3 separate regions of the Homo sapiens genome follow, and regions 1 and 3 are each linked to region 2. A link is a loop called in an ENCODE intact Hi-C map of the cell type or tissue named here. Cell type or tissue: PC-9. All regions are shown on one strand. Region 1 overlaps ABCC1 (ATP binding cassette subfamily C member 1 (ABCC1 blood group)). Region 2 has its middle 11 kb from the start of CEP20. Region 3 overlaps ABCC1 (ATP binding cassette subfamily C member 1 (ABCC1 blood group)).

Region 1 (5,000 bases), 100 kb before region 2:
CAGTGAGCCGAGATCGCGCCACTGCACTCCAGCCTGGGCGACAAAGCGAGACTCCATCTCAAAACATAAAAAATAAAAAAAAATAACCAACCCTTGCAGTGATCCATGAGGCCTTCCTTCTACATTCAAGTCCCATCTACTTCTCCTACAATTTCTCCCACCCTGTTCCCCAAATGTGCCTTACTCAGGCATTTACTTAAAGAAGTATTTACCAAGCTTGTTGTCAGATAATGTTCTAGACACTGTTGCAGGCACTGGAGATTCTGAAAGGCTGTGGTTCCTGCCTTCAAGGCATTCCCCAACTGCTGGTCAAATAAATGGTTTCTTCAGTCACCTCTTGCTAGATCCTCTCTCTGCAATGTCTTTCTGTCCTAACAAACTCCTATTCATCCTTCAAAATCCAACTCAGGTACCTCATTTAAAAAGCTTCCTCCACACTCCCCAAACAACCTGCCCCCAACCTTTGCAATGATCTTCTTACTTGTCCACCGTCAATTTCCTCCTTTGTTTTGGTTGTTAAGTAATAATCTGGCTAGGCACAGTAGTTTGCACTTGTAACCTCAGCATTTTGGGAGGCCAAGGCAGGAGGATCACTTGAGCCCAGGAGTTCAAGACCAGCCTGGGAAACATAATGATACCCTCTTTTTTAATAAAATAATTTAAAATTATTTTGAAAAAATTTAACAATTAAACAACAATCCATCCAGGTAGAGACTAGCTATGACCACTCACTTCCTAATTGAGCAGATGTAGATTCAAATTCAGGCCTTAACCCCATGTGAACTTGGGCAAGTCACTTAATTTCTCCAAGCTTCAGTCTCCTGATAAGTAAAAAGAGTCAGAAAAGCTGGACACGGTGGCTCATGCCTGTAATCCCGGCACTTTGGGAGGCCGACACGGGTGGATCACTTGAGCCCAGGAGTTCAAAACCAGCCTGGACAACATGGTGAAACCCGTCTCTACTAGAAACACAAAAATTAGCCAGGCATGGTGAACTCGCCTATAATCCCAGCTACTCAGTGGGCTGAAGCAGGAGATCACCTGAGCCTTGGAAGGTAGACACTGCAGTGAGACATAATCACACCATTGCACTCCAACCTGGGCAACAGAGTGAGAACCTGCTTCAAAAAAAAGGAAGGCCAGGAGCGGTGGCTCACGCCTGTAATCCCAACACTTTGGGAGACCGAGGCGGGCAGATCATGAGATCAGGAGTTCAAGACCATCCTGGCTAATATGGTGAAACTCCGTCTGTACTAAAAATACAAAAATTAGCCAGGCATGGTGGCATGCACCTGTAGTCCCAGCTACTCGGGAGGCTGAGGCAGAAGAATCACTTGAACCTGGGAAGCAGAGGTTGCAGTGAGCCCAGATCGTGCCACTGCACTCCAGCCTGGCGACAAAGCGAGACTCAGGCTGAAAGAAAGAAAGAAAGAAAGAAAGAAAGAAAGAAAGAGACAGAGAGAGAGAGAGAGAGAGAGAGGAGAGAGAGAGAGAGAGAGAGAGAGAGAGAGAGAGAGAGAAAGAGGCCGGGCACAGAGGCTCACACATTTAATCCCAGCAATTTGGGAGACCGAAATGGGAGGACAGCTGGAGCCCAGGAATTCTAGACCAGCCTGGGCAACACAGTGAGACCCCATTTCTTTTATTTTTCTTTTTCTATTTTTTTTTTCTTTTGAGACGGAGTTTCACTCTTGTTGCCCAGGCTGGAGTGCAATGGAGAGATTTCAGCTCACCGCAATCTCTGCCTCCCGGGTTCAAACGAGTCTCCTGCCTCAGCTTCCCGAGTAGCTGGGACTATAGGCGCCTGCCACCACGCCTGGCTAATCTCGTATTTTTAGTAGAGATGGGGTTTCTCCATGTTGGTCAGGCTGTCCTGGAACTCCCAACCTCAGGTGATCCGCCCACCTCAGCCTCCCAAAGTGCTGGGACTACAGGCGTGAGCCATCGCACCCAGCGAGACCCCATTTCTTTAAAAAAATTTTTTTGGCTGGGCACAGTGGCTCACGCCTGTAAACCCAGCACTTCGGGAGGCCAAGGTGGGAGAATCATGAGGTTAGGAGATGGAGACCATCCTGGCTAACACGGTGAAACCCTGTCTCTACTAAAAATATTAAAAAACAAATTAGCCAGGTGTGGTGGCGGGCACCTGTAGTCCCAGCTACTCAGGAGGTTGAGGCAGGAGAATGGCATGAACCCAGAAGGCAGAGCTTGCAGTGAGCCGAGATCGCAGCACTGCACTCCAGCCTGGGAGACAGAGCGAGACTCCGTCTCAAAAAAATATAAAAATTTTTTTTTAATTTTTTTAAAAGTCAGGAAAACACATCATTTGGAAGAGTTCTGGAGAGGATTCAATGGGACAATGTGTGACAGGTGCTGATACAGTCTAGAGACAATAAACCGTAGTAGCAGATACTAATAGTTGATAATAATCACCACTGCCACCACCACTGTATTGCCCAGAGATAAGAAGTCTAAAGGACAAAGAAAAGTTGTCCTTTCAAGCAAGAAAGTAAGCTACAGAAGAAACCAGAGAGCATTTAAGGACACCGGAACTCCAGGGAAGGAGAGGTCAGGAAACGCTGAGCAAAGGAAGGTGTTTCCCCTGCAGAAAGCAAATTGAAGAGCACAGGCTAGCTTCCTGCTCAGAGCCAGATGGCCAGCCCAGACCCAAAGGGCGGCTGTGGGAGGGAGCAGAAGGAAGGGAAGGAAGGCATGACGAGAGGAAATCTGACTCTGACCATGAACTATGACTGTTACAGAAAGCAGCCAACACGGGTCACCCCTGCCATCCACCCCCACATCACCTCCATCACAGCCCCTACAGCGGCCAACAGCATAGGTCACAAAGCTAAGATCATCTGAGGACCGGGCACAGTGGCTCACGCCTGTAAACCCAGCACTTTGGGAGGCTGAGGCGGGAGGATTGCTTGAGCTCAGGAGTTCAAGAAAAGCCTGGGCAACAAAGTAAGACCCTGTCTTCACCAAAAAAATTTAAAAATTATCCAGGCGTGGTAGTGCAGGCCTGTAGTCCCACCTACTCAGAAGGCTGAAGTGGGAGGATCTTTTGAGCCTAGGGGCTTGAGGCTGCAGTGAGCTTTGATCGTCCCACCCAGGCACTCCAGCCTGGGTGACAGAGTAAGAGACTGTCTCAAAGAAACAAAGTATCGGGACTGGGCGCAGTGGGTCACACCTGAAATCCCAGCACTTTGGGAGGCTGAGGAGGGCAGATCACTTGAGGCCAGGAGTTCAAGACCAGCCTGGCCAACATAGTGAAACCCCATCTCTACTGAAAAAGAAAAAAAAAATACATTAGCCAGCCATGGTGGCAAATGCCTGTAATCCCAGCTAGTCGGGCAGCTGAGGCACAAGAATCGCTTAAACCCAGGAGGTGGAGGTTGCAGTGAGCAGAGATCAGGTCATTGTCCTCCAGCCTGGGTGACAGAGCGAGACTCTGTCTCAGGGAAAAAAAAAAAAAAAAAAAAAAGGTATCGAGGCCTCCTGGATGTTCCTTACCGGCAGGGACCCTAATGTGTCCTTCTTTACTTTAACAACTCCAGGAGGTAAGAAGTGCGACTCTCACTACTGGAGGCTTCTGGGAAAAACGGTGAATAATGGGCAATACCTAAAGGCTCAAGGAAGGGACGATTCCCTGGCAGTCTGCAGGCCACTTGCTGTTCCCAACTCAAAGAATCACAGCTACCCGAGGCTGCTTCCTAATCTAGGGAAATCCAGCCAGGCCCACCACGCTCTGAGCAGAATCAGAAGGACCCAACTCTCCAGACACACAATTCAGCCACAAGAGATGAGTCCTGAACACGGTCACCGGTCACTGCACTGGCCCAGGGCCTGCCCTTTGGGGAACCTGGCCCACAGAAATCTTTACAGAGAAAGCGCAAGTCGGCTGGGCGCGGTGGCTCACGCCTATAATCCTAGCACTTTCAGAGGCCAAGGCAGGTGGATCACGAGGTCAGGAGATCAAGACCATCCTGGCTAACATGGTGAAACCCCGTCTCTACTAAAAATACAAAAAAATTCACCAGGCGTGGTGGCACAGGCCTGAGTCCCGGCTACGTGAGAGGCTGAGACAGGAGAATCGCTTGAACCCAGGAGGCAGAGGTTGCAGTGAGCCGAGATTGCACCACTGCACTCCAGCCTGGGCGATAGAGCGAGACTCCGTCTCAAAAAAAAAAAAAAAAGAGAAAGCGCATGTCCTCCCCAGCTCCCGGCTCCCTCCAACAGAGGCTTCTCCTTGCTGGACACTTCACCAGCTTGATCAAGTTGTGTCTCCATGCCCTCAGCCCTGACACTCAAAGAGTTGGGGACCCCGTCCAAGTCCGAGTGGCCCCTGACCTTTGTGTGTTCATAAAATTCCTGTTGCATAGCGTCATGTTTTCTGGGCTGAATGATGATGACTAAGGCACTAGGCATTGATCTAAGTCTTCCCATACAAGATCCTGGTGCTGACCTCCTTTCTGTACATGACCCTGGCCTTGACCTGCCTTCCTGGTTCAGCCCTGATTATCATGGAAGTCCTCGTGCACCGGGCAGCTCACTAACTTTGCCCTACACCCTTACTGCTCCCATCTGGATGGCACAGGTTCTGCACAGATGCTCCACCAGGGCCTGCAGGGATAAGGCAAGCAGGCCTGCAGGGATAACGCATGCAGCCCTGCCAGGGACCCAGCCAGCCAACTCCAGGACAGGAGGGAAGGCCACAGAGAGGATGGGGCAGACAACAGGCAGAAAAAGTGATTATGAATCTCAACTGCCACTGATGGGAGGTAATGAGGACATACTGTGTACCACAAGTTCCACTGAGGCCTGAGCATCCACTCCCAATTCAACCATCTCAATAACTCACAACCAGCTGGGTGCAGTGGCTCATGCCTATATTTCCCAGCACTTGAAGAGGCAGAGGCAGGAGGATAGTTTGAGGCCAGGAATTTCAGATCAGCTTGGGCAACACAGTGAGACTGTATCTCTACAAAAAAATTTAAAAA
Region 2 (5,000 bases):
GCTACTCAGGAGGCTGAGGCAGGAGAATCACTTGTACCCGGAAGGTGGAGGTTGCAGTGAGCCAAGATCACGCCATTGCACTCCAGCGTAGGCAAGAAGAGCGAAACTGCATCTAAAAAAACCAAAACAAAACAAAACAAAAAACTCTTCACGCTAGGATCTGTGAGTTCACAGAACAATTACACATCATAGATTTGTCTAGTCCAGCCCAAGTATCAAATACTCTGTCTACTTACTGGACAGATGAAACTAAAGGACCTTGAACCGGGCATCAGACTGTTTTTGCGTCTGGCCAAGTCTCTTTCCAGCTGTTTGACCTTGGGCAGTTCCCTTTAACTCCCTAAGGCTTGCTTTCTTCATCTTAAAATCAGGATGACAGTAGCATCTACCTCTTGAGATCACGTGAGAAATAAATGCAATGACGCATGAATAATGTTTCATACTGTATCTAGTATAGGGTGAGTACTTCTTCAAAAATAACAGCCACACCTTTTCCTAGGATTGCATGCAATGCAATAATATTGCAAATAAAGGCGGTTGTTGTTTTCTTCCTTAATAAATCAGGAGAGAATTAGGATTCTTTTGGGATTCAGACTAATCTCTTTGAACCAGCAGTTTGGATTTGGTTGCCATAGTGTCCTGGGCCATGAATGGCTGATAGAGAGACATGTCATATTTTCAACAGTTGCCTTGACTTGTCTGATGAGATGCCGTTTCTATTAAGTAGCTGTCTCCAATTTGTAAAATTCCATCTGTGGCTTTCCCCAACCCTTATTTTCCAACAGCCTCTCACTCCAGATCCTAAGAAAAGGCATATCTACCTGGAAGAAAAGAACTAAATCTTGGTAAAAGACATTTACCTTTTCTGAACTCAACCTTTAGTTTTTGTTCAACTGAGTTCCCCTGACAAAATGCATTTCAGCAAGATTTACTTCCAGAATTTCTTTATCTCTAATGCTTTTAGTAAAGAAGGCATTGAATGAATTTATTGCTCATCCCTCTGAAAGTGACCTGAGAATGTCAATGTACCTGTAGGATTTATTTTACTTCCTCTAAAGGACTGACAGTAATATCCAGCACCTTCCCCCCACTAAAAACATTCCACTTTGAGGCCAGGTGCAGTGGCTCATGCCTGTAAGCCCAGCAATTTGGGATGCCAAGGCGGGAGGATCGCTTGAGCTCAGGAGTTTGAGACCAGTCTGGGCAACATAGTGAGACCCCATCTTGATTAAAGAAAAAAAGTTCACTTTGAAACCTCTGGGCAGAGTGCAGTGGTTCACACCTACAATCCCAACAATTTGGTAGGCTGAGGCAGGAGGATCGCTTGAGGTCAGGAGCTTGAGACCAGCCTGGACAACATAGTGAGACCTTGTCTCTACAAAAAAAAAAAAAAAAAAAAAAAATTTTAATGAAACTTCTCACGTGACAATTTTAATCATGAGAACTATGTACATGCCACAGTCTGGAACTTGGGATCTCAAATGGTCATGGATTCCGTGTTCTCAGTCCCCATACAGAAGGGAGGAGGGCTGGCCTTTGGACTCCCCCAAATCTGGGTTTGAATCCCAGCTCCACCACTTTAAGTCTGGTTGCTCTGGGCCAGTTATTTAATGTTCTCTAAACATCAGTTTCGTCTGTGAGATGAGCTACCTTGCAGGACTTCATTCGGTCCTTCTACAAATATTTGTTCTACCGGAGCAGAGCAGGATAACAAGGCATCTGTCCTGTAAAGCAGTCCATTGGGCACCCAATGTGAAACAGAGCCTCAGCCCCACATAGGCTGCAATGCCACAGTGTGGTCCAGGGTTAGGGAATTCTGGGGAGCTCTGAGGGTGCCTACATTCCTGCTGTGCTCCTGGCACACATTGAGGAGAACGCCCTCTGCTCTGAACTTACTGAGTGATGAGTCACCCTTGAGCACCTGAGGAAGTGGAGCAAGTAGACCACAGGCAGCCTGGACCTGCCCCTGGTTTCTAGGATTGAGTCACAGCCTCCCTGGAAGACTTGAAAGAGAGATCAATTCGATCAAGGCTCCAGGGCTGGATCAAAGCCTAGGAAGTGGGGGAAAGGGAGGAGGAAGTTGGGCTTCTCCACGGTCCCAGCAAAGGCCTCAGCCTACAAATATTCTACAGATATTTGAAGAAGGACTGAATGAAGTCCCGCGAGGTAGCTTATCTCACGGATGTAACTGACATTTAGAGAACGTTAAGTAACTGGTCCAGAGCAACCAGACTTGCAGTGGTGGAGCTGGGATTCGAACCCAGATTTGGGGGAGTCCAAAGGCCAGCCCTCCTCCCTTCTGTATGGGGACTGAGAACAAGGAATCCAAGATTATTTGAGATCCCAAGTTCCAGACTGTGGCATATACATAGTTCTCATGTTTAAAATTGTCATGGGGAAGCCGGGCGCTGTGGCTCATGGCTGTAATCCCAGCACTTTGGGAGGCAGAGATGAGCGGATCACTTGAAGTCAGGAGTTCAAGACCAGCCTGGCCAACATGGCGAGACCCCATCTCTACTAAAATATATAAAAATTAGCCAGGTGTGGTGGTGGGCACCTGTAATCTCAGCTACTTGAGAGGCTGAGATGAGAATCACTTGAACCTGGGAGGCGGAAGTGGCAGTGAGCTGAGATCGCACCATTGCACTCCAGCCTGGGTGACAGAGTGAGACTCCGTCTCAAAAAAAAAAATTGTCATGTGGGAAGTTTCATTTTTTAAAAAAATGTTTTCATAGAAACAAGGCCCTACTATGATGCTCAGGCTGGTCTCAACCTTGTGGCCTACAAAGGCCTCAGCTTACTCCCTCAGCAAGCTCTGCCAGTGAGGCGGTCCTACAGAATTGTCCCAAACTGGGGTGAGAGGGCTGGAACTTGATACCCCAGCATGGACCAGGCATCGGAAGCCGCCTCCCCTCGAGCCAGGGGTATGACCTCGGACCTGGGAGAAGGGCATTGGTGATGCACCTCTGTTGGAAGCTTCCTTTATCTCTATGCCCCTCCCTCTTCTCAGACCTTTCACCCCCCAAGATACATTTGAGAAGAAGAATCGAATTAGCCAGGAAAGCTTTAGGAAGAAATGACATTTAAACAGACCTGGAGACCAGGCACGGTGGCTCATGCCTGTAATCCCAGCACTTTGGGAGGCTGAGGCAAGTGGATCGCTTGAGCCCAGGAGTTTGAGACCAGCCTGGCCAACATGGTGAAACCGCATCTCTACTAAAAATACGAAAAATTAGCCAGGTGCAGTGGCGCACACCTGTAGTCCCAGCTACTCGGGAGGCTGAGGCAGGAGAATGGCGTGAACCTGGGAGGCGGGGCTTGCGGTGAGCCGAGATCGCACCACTGCACTCCAGCCTGGGCAACAGAACGAGACTCCGTCTCAACAACAACAACAACGACAACAAAAAGGTAGACTGAGACCTGGAGAATGAGCAGAAATTAACCAGAACAGGAGGAAGTTTCCAGGCTGGGGGATGGGCACATGCAAAGGCCCAGTAGAGAGGGGGTTGGGGGAGAGAAAAGAAGAGAGGAGGGCGAGGGAGAAGAAAGAGGAGGAGGGGGAGGAGATAGAAGGGGAGGAGGTTGAGGAGGAGGAGGAGGGCTGGGAGGAGGAAGGAGGAGGAGGAAGAAGATGAAAGAGGAGGAGGGGGATTGGGGAGCAGAAGAAGAGAAAGGAGGAGAAGGAAGAGAGAGAGTTTGGGGGAGAGAAGGAGGGCAGGGGGAGAACAGAGAAGTGTCTGCAGTGAAACTGAAACAACCGAAAACGGCTGAGCAACGTTGGGTGAGTGGAGCAGAACTGGGGTCAAGTTGCACTGACTCAGCCATTTACTCAGAAGCAACTTCAACCCTCCAAACCTCAGTTTCCATCTGTAAAACAGGCATGATCACATCTGTCTCTCAGCTGTCTTCAGGATGCCATGAAACGACACACACACAATAAGGGCACCATCAATGTGAGTTGCTCTTTTTTATTATTATTGGCTATAGCTGAAAAAAAAAATAATGGTTAATCTGTTAATAATATACCTGTGGCCTAGAAAAAGTATGAAAAAGAATTCAAGAGTGGACAAATGTTTTCTTCAAGTGCCGGGTAAAATATTTTAAGTGAGTTCTGTTGCAGCTTCTCAATTCCTCTGTTGCCGTGTAAAAGCGCCCATAGACAATGCATTAAGAAACAGGCAGGCGGCCAGATGCGGTGGCTCACGCCTGTAATTAATCCCAGCACTTTGGGAGGCTGAGGTGGGCAGAATGCTTGAATCTAGGAGTTCAAGACCAGTCTGAGCAACATGGCGAAACCCTATCTCTACAAAAAATACAAAAAATTAGCTGGGCATGGTGGCATGCACAAGTAGTCCCAGCTACTTGGGAGGATGAGATGGGAGGATTGCCTGAGCCAGGGGAGGTTGAAGCTGCAGTGACCCCTTATCATGCCACTGCACTCCAGCCTGGGTGAGAGTGAGAACCTCTCTCAAAAATAAAAAAAAAAAAAGTGGGGGGCATGGCTGTGTGCTAATAAGATTACAGGCTGGGCATAGTGCCTCATGCCTGTAATCCCAGCACTTTGGGAGGCTGAGGTGGGAGAATTTGTTTGAGACCAGGAGTTTAAGACTAGCCTGGGCAACATAGCGAGACTCTGCTTCTACAGAAAATAAAAGAAGTAGCCAGGTGTGATGACACACACCTGTAGTCCCAGCTACTCAGGAGGCTGAGGTGGGAGGATCCCTTAGACTGGGATGTTGAGGCTGCAGTGAGCTGTGACTGCACCACTGCAGCCCAACTTGGGTGACAGAGTTAACCCCTGTCTGGAAAAATAAAAAAAAAGAAAAACAAAAGATTTTACATTTCTACAAACATTTTATATTTCTATGGAAAAAAAAAAGAGAGAGAGAAAAAAATGTGCACCTCTCGCATGTCACACATGGATTACCACTCACTCCCACTATTTGTTGGTCCAGCCACATTTCCACAATTGTGTGGGTGCCTGAAGGGTCAAAAGGACT
Region 3 (5,000 bases), 180 kb before region 2:
TTCATTCTTATGACACTGCTGCATGGTGACACTCATCAGGCTTTTTGTTCCTGTGCTGGGAGGGGAAAGGATTATGGGGCCTGAGTGGGCAGGAAGCCCAGTGAGACAATACCTGCCACTGTCCACGTGAGACAGTACCTGCCACTGTCCACGTGAGACTGAAATATTCTTACAGGCTGATGAGAGAAAAGGGTTAGAGAAAGGTTCTGGGGGCTCATGGGGGGAAGGTAACTGAACAGGAAAACCACTGGGTCAGGAAAGGGACACAGATACAGATTAGTTGTGCAGCTCAACAAGACAGAACAGCTACAATTGAAGCAGGCAGGATTTAAGTTAGACATAAGGAAGAACTTCCTAAGCATGCAGTACCCCCATGAATTTTCAATGCAGGCCTTCTACAGATTGTTTTCTCTGGAGAGTTTCTCTCCTTCATCATAAAATACAGCAGTGATTTGGCTACCCAGGCATGAGCTAAACCTCTAAAAGGGTCCCATCACCCCTGTGTTTTGCGGATTCCTTAAGGGGGCCTAAAAAGCTGTTGATCAAGGCCTCTGGTCAGAACAAAATGAGAGGTGCTTGACAAGTTGCCTGGGGATAAGGTCAATTTCCTAGACATCATGTGCTTTGGAAAGGTAAGGACTGTAGGGTGTGGGGTGCCAGATAGAAAGCTGGCAAGAAAGGGTGAGCTGGGCAGCTGAGGGGCACTGGAGTTCAGCAGCATCACAGCCCCTGACTGAGACTGGCCAATCAGCACACTCAGTGTCTGAAGGCATAGCGATTGCCTCACAGAGGGCACAGGACCCAATCTGGGTCAATAAGAAGCAGGCAGTTCTCCTAACAGTGGGATACACAGTGGGAGCTGTTGGGACCATTTACCATCACAAGGGGAGAGGATGCGTGAGGATAAAGCAGACCAGGAGAAAGTGAAACACAGAAAATATGAAGAAAGTTCTGACGGCAGAGTCCCTGGATCACACCGCACCTGAAAGTAGAACTTCCCAGTTACGCAAGCCAAGAATCTCCTGTATTGTCTAAGTCTAGCTGTCCAAGGCTGCTGTAACTTACAATCCCAGGGAACCCTCTGTGCTAGGCATGTGTGTCTGCTTCTCACGACAGCCTAAGCAGGTGTATCTGCACCCATTGTCCAGATGGGTAAGCTAAGTCTTAGAAAGGCAAAGTGAGTTGTTCAAGGTCACAGAGAGGGAGCACGGTGGGAATTCGAATCCACGTTTAACAAAAGCCCTGTGGCTCTCTCCACACCATCACGTGTGTCCACGTCCCGGCTTACCCATTCAGTGTGGGAGGGTCGCTCCTGGCCCAGGTGAATGTGGCATTCCTCACGGTGATGCTGTTCGTGCCCCCGCCTACAAAGCACAGAGACATGTCAGGGACAGGCTGAGCTGTGCGACTCCACATGCACAGAACACTCTCTTTCTCTGCTTGAATGGTTCAACCCCAGACGCTTGGCACGAATGGCGCTAGGCATTATTATCTGGTGACATCAGCCACGGGTTCTGAAAGAAGAAACTCAACCTGCAGTTCTGGAGGCAGCCCCAGACCCAGAAAGCAGAAGGAAACTGCAAGCAGCTTTGTCCTTGTAAGATGGGGTTGCGCCATCTGGACGATCATCTTGGGAGATGACTGCAGAGGCGGGGGCCGCATGAGAATTACTCAATGCTCTCGATGCCCTGGCCCTTCTCAGGCAGGTTCGGGGCAGCTCCAGCTGGGAGGGCCGAGCAGTGGCCAAGGTCAGTGGGAAACAGCTGGCGTCCACATGCAAACCTCTCTCCACTGGGGTGGCCAGCATCAGACCGCTGGGCCCTCCTTGAGGTGCAAAGGGAGGTCGTTCACCCTTCTCCCCAGGTCCTCTGTCTTCCTCCCCCAGCCACACCACTCTACACACAGCACATCACAGCAGGTGGATCTTTCTAAAACATCCATCACGATAAACTCAAAAAAAGAGGATACGGAACAGGAAGTGTGGTACGAGGGCACAGGGAAGGGGAGAGTGTCGGAGACAAAGCCCACGTTAACTGGTTCCATGTTTCTGTCTTCTCCTGAGACAGGATCTGGCTTCTGCACCCAGGCTGGAGCGCAGTGGTGCGATCTCGGCCTACTGCAACCTCCATCTCCCAGGCGCAGGCGATTCTCCCACTTCAGCCTCCTGAGCAACTGGGACTACAGGATGTGCACCATCACACCCAGCTAATTTTTTTTTTGTATTTTTTGTAGAGGTGGGGTCTTGACATGTTGCTCAGCCTGGTCTCGAACTCTTGGCCTCAAGTGATCTGCTTGCCTCGGCCTTCCAAAGTGCCGGGATTACAGGCATGAGACACCATGCCCGGCCAGCTCCACACTTCTAAAGCTCCTAGCACCTCTGTCTTCTTTTACTCTTCTTCCTGTTATTTTCCTTTTACTTCATGTCTCTCACTTAAAACAAAAGCAGGCCAGTCGCAGGGGCTCATGCCTGTAATCCCAACACTTCGGGAGACCGAGGCGGGCAGATCACCTGATGTCAGGAGTTCGAGACCAGCCTGGCCAACGTGGTGAAACCCCATCTCTACTAAAAATACAAACATTAGCCAGGTGTGGTAGCGCATGCCTGTAGTCCCAGCTACTCGGGAGTCTGAGACATGAGAATCGCTTGAAACCAAGGCAGAGGTCGCAGAGAGCCAAGATCGTGCCATTGCACTCCAGCCTGGGCAACAGAGTGAAACTCTGTCTCAAAAAAAAAAAAAAAAAGAAAAAGAAAAAACAGAAAAGCAGCTCTCTGAATTATGAGCCACCTTAAGACCATCTGGAGATAATACAGGAGTATTTTTTGTTTAAGTTGTCAAATGAAGAAATAACTTCCTCCATGCATCAAAAAAACAAAAAACCTAGAGAGAGAGGAAGGTGCTGGTTAACCTAGATTAACTTTCTCCCTCAGCTCTTCTACGAGTGGACGTGGAATGAGGAAACTGGGAGTTGCTATTTAAGGAATTTAAGAAAAGCCACTGGAGACAGAGAGGTTGCAGAGAACGGTTAGCTTGGGAGCTGGGAGCAGCCAAGGGGGCCCCCACTGGCTAGAGCGTGCTAAACATTCCAGGAAGTCCAACCACCTAGGAGGCCACTATTAGGGCAGGAAGGAGGGGCTGGGGTGCGGGCGGCACCCAGGGGCCTAGGGGTTTCCTGATGCTTGCATTGAGCTGTGAACAACTTCAGTACCAAGAAACCACCCCCCACCCACCGCCGGCCACCTCAAATTTCAGCCTGTGGTTAGCAGAGAAATTTGACCCCAGAGTAGATGGAATCATTGCCTTATGATGTGAGGGGATGTGGGACACTGGGACAGCAGAAACCAGATGACCACAGCCCAGGAGTGTTGGGAGGAAGAGTCCAGCATCCACTTGGGCCACGGTTCTCAACTGGAGGTAACTGTGTCCCTCAAGGCACATCTGGCAATGTCTGGAGCCATTTTTGGTTGCCAAAATTGGGATGGATACTACTGTATCTAATGGGTAGAGTCCAGGGTTGCTGCTCAACATCCCACAGTGCACAGGACAGTCCCCAACCACAAAGAACAATGTGTCTCCAGATGTCAGTAGCGCCCAGGATAAAAAACCCCACACCAGGGGGCTGAGCTGAAGATGCTGAGACCATCTCGCTCAGACCAGAGAAGTGACAACTCCCAGGATCTGTTTATCATCTTCTATGCACCAGGTGCTGTGTCAAACGTGTCAAACGTTTTAGGTGCCACTAAAGATACCTGAGCGCCTGCGAGGTGCCAGACACAGCTCACGCGGTATAACCGACGTTTACACACATTCAATCTTCTGACATTGGACTCTGGAGCCAGACTGTATGGGTTTGAATCCTGGGGCTACCACTTCGTACCTGGGTAGCCACAGGCAAGTTAGTTAACTTCTCTGTGCCTTTGTTTGTTTGTTTTTTGAGACAGGGTCTCACTCTGACACCCAGGCTGGAGTACAGTGGCATGATCATAGCTCACTATAGCCTTGAACTCCCGGGCTCAGCCAATCCTCCTGCCTCAGCCTCTCAAGTAACTAGGACTACAGGTGCACCACCATGCCTGGTGAATTTAATTTTTGTAGAGACGAGGTCTCACTACATTACCCAAGGTGGTCTCAAACTCCTGGCCTCAAGCAATCCTCCAGCCTTGGCCTCCCAAAGTACTAGGATTATAGGTAGGAGCCACTGCACCCAGCCTGTGCCTCACTTTTTCATCTGTAAAATAAGGCTGACAATCATGCAATCAACTTCAGAGGGCTGTGATGGGGTGTCTATGAGGCAGTGCACACAGAGCACTTCTCACAATGCTTGGCACATAGTAGGTGCTCAGTAAATCTCAGTGAGGCAACACCCTATGGCCAGGAAGAGCATGGACTCTACCGATGGGCTGTGGGTGTGAATGCTGGTTCTTCTTTTGATCAGCTGTGCAATCTCAGGCAAGTTTCAGAGACCAGTTTCTTCATCTGGAAAATGGGGGTTTCCATCACCCTCCTCCAGGGGTACCATGGTGAGTAATGGACAAGTTGGGACATTGACATCCTTGGAATGGCATGTGCATGACAGAGGCTTTATAAGTGAACGTGTCACTGCACTTAGTGCCATTAATATTTATTATTATTATTTTTTTTTTTTTTTTTGAGATGAAGTCTCACTCTTTGCCCTGGCTGGAGTGCAGTGGCGCGATCTTGGCTCACTGCAACCTCCGCCTCCTGGGTTCAAGTGATTCTCCTGCCTCAGCCTCCCGAGTAGTTGGGATTACAGGTGCCCAACACCATGTCCAGCTAATTTTTGTATTTTCAGTAGAGACGGGGTTTCACCTTGTTGGCCAGGCTGATCTCGAACTCCTGACCTCAAGTGATCCACCTGCCTCAGCTCCCCAAAGTGCTGGGATTACAGGCGTGAGCCACTGTGCCCGGCCTAATATTTATTATTAAGTGCCTAGAGAGATGGTTACAAACAACATCCCTGGCTCAGGGGGATGGGCTGGG

Evidence for each region. Hi-C counts contacts between places; a loop is a spot of excess contacts. Peaks named below come from ENCODE experiments on the same cell type or tissue, not always from the same donor. Only the 100,000 strongest peaks of a DNase experiment are listed, where the experiment ranks them.
Region 1: a loop joins it to region 2, with 7 times the contacts of the local background. A loop is called at or near these places in 10 of 110 quality-filtered maps.
Region 3: it touches region 2 in a loop (5-fold over the local background); 2 of 110 quality-filtered maps call a loop at or near these places.

Annotation. Positions count from the first base shown.
Region 1 is chr16:15,996,290-16,001,289 of GRCh38, reverse strand. All of the region lies in intron 1 of ABCC1 (ATP binding cassette subfamily C member 1 (ABCC1 blood group)), which reads right to left. Among named protein-coding and RNA genes, the nearest start is that of ABCC1, 49 kb to the right of the region's middle. In PC-9, a CTCF peak has its summit at 4,608; DNase peaks (open chromatin) are centred at 2,649 and 4,419; H3K27ac peaks cover 2,672 bases.
Region 2 is chr16:15,896,759-15,901,758 of GRCh38, reverse strand. No RefSeq gene overlaps it. Among named protein-coding and RNA genes, the nearest start is that of CEP20, 11 kb to the right of the region's middle. RefSeq lists an enhancer at 1,322-2,521. In PC-9, no CTCF peak of the experiment used is centred here; DNase peaks (open chromatin) are centred at 443 and 1,958; H3K4me3 peaks cover 1,106 bases; H3K27ac peaks cover 4,479 bases.
Region 3 is chr16:16,072,690-16,077,689 of GRCh38, reverse strand. ABCC1 (ATP binding cassette subfamily C member 1 (ABCC1 blood group)) reads right to left here. Exons shown (of 31, transcript NM_004996.4): 15 at 1,289-1,364. Among named protein-coding and RNA genes, the nearest start is that of ABCC1, 130 kb to the right of the region's middle. RefSeq lists enhancers at 1,512-2,228, 2,229-2,946. In PC-9, no CTCF peak of the experiment used is centred here; a DNase peak (open chromatin) is centred at 3,019; H3K27ac peaks cover 2,589 bases.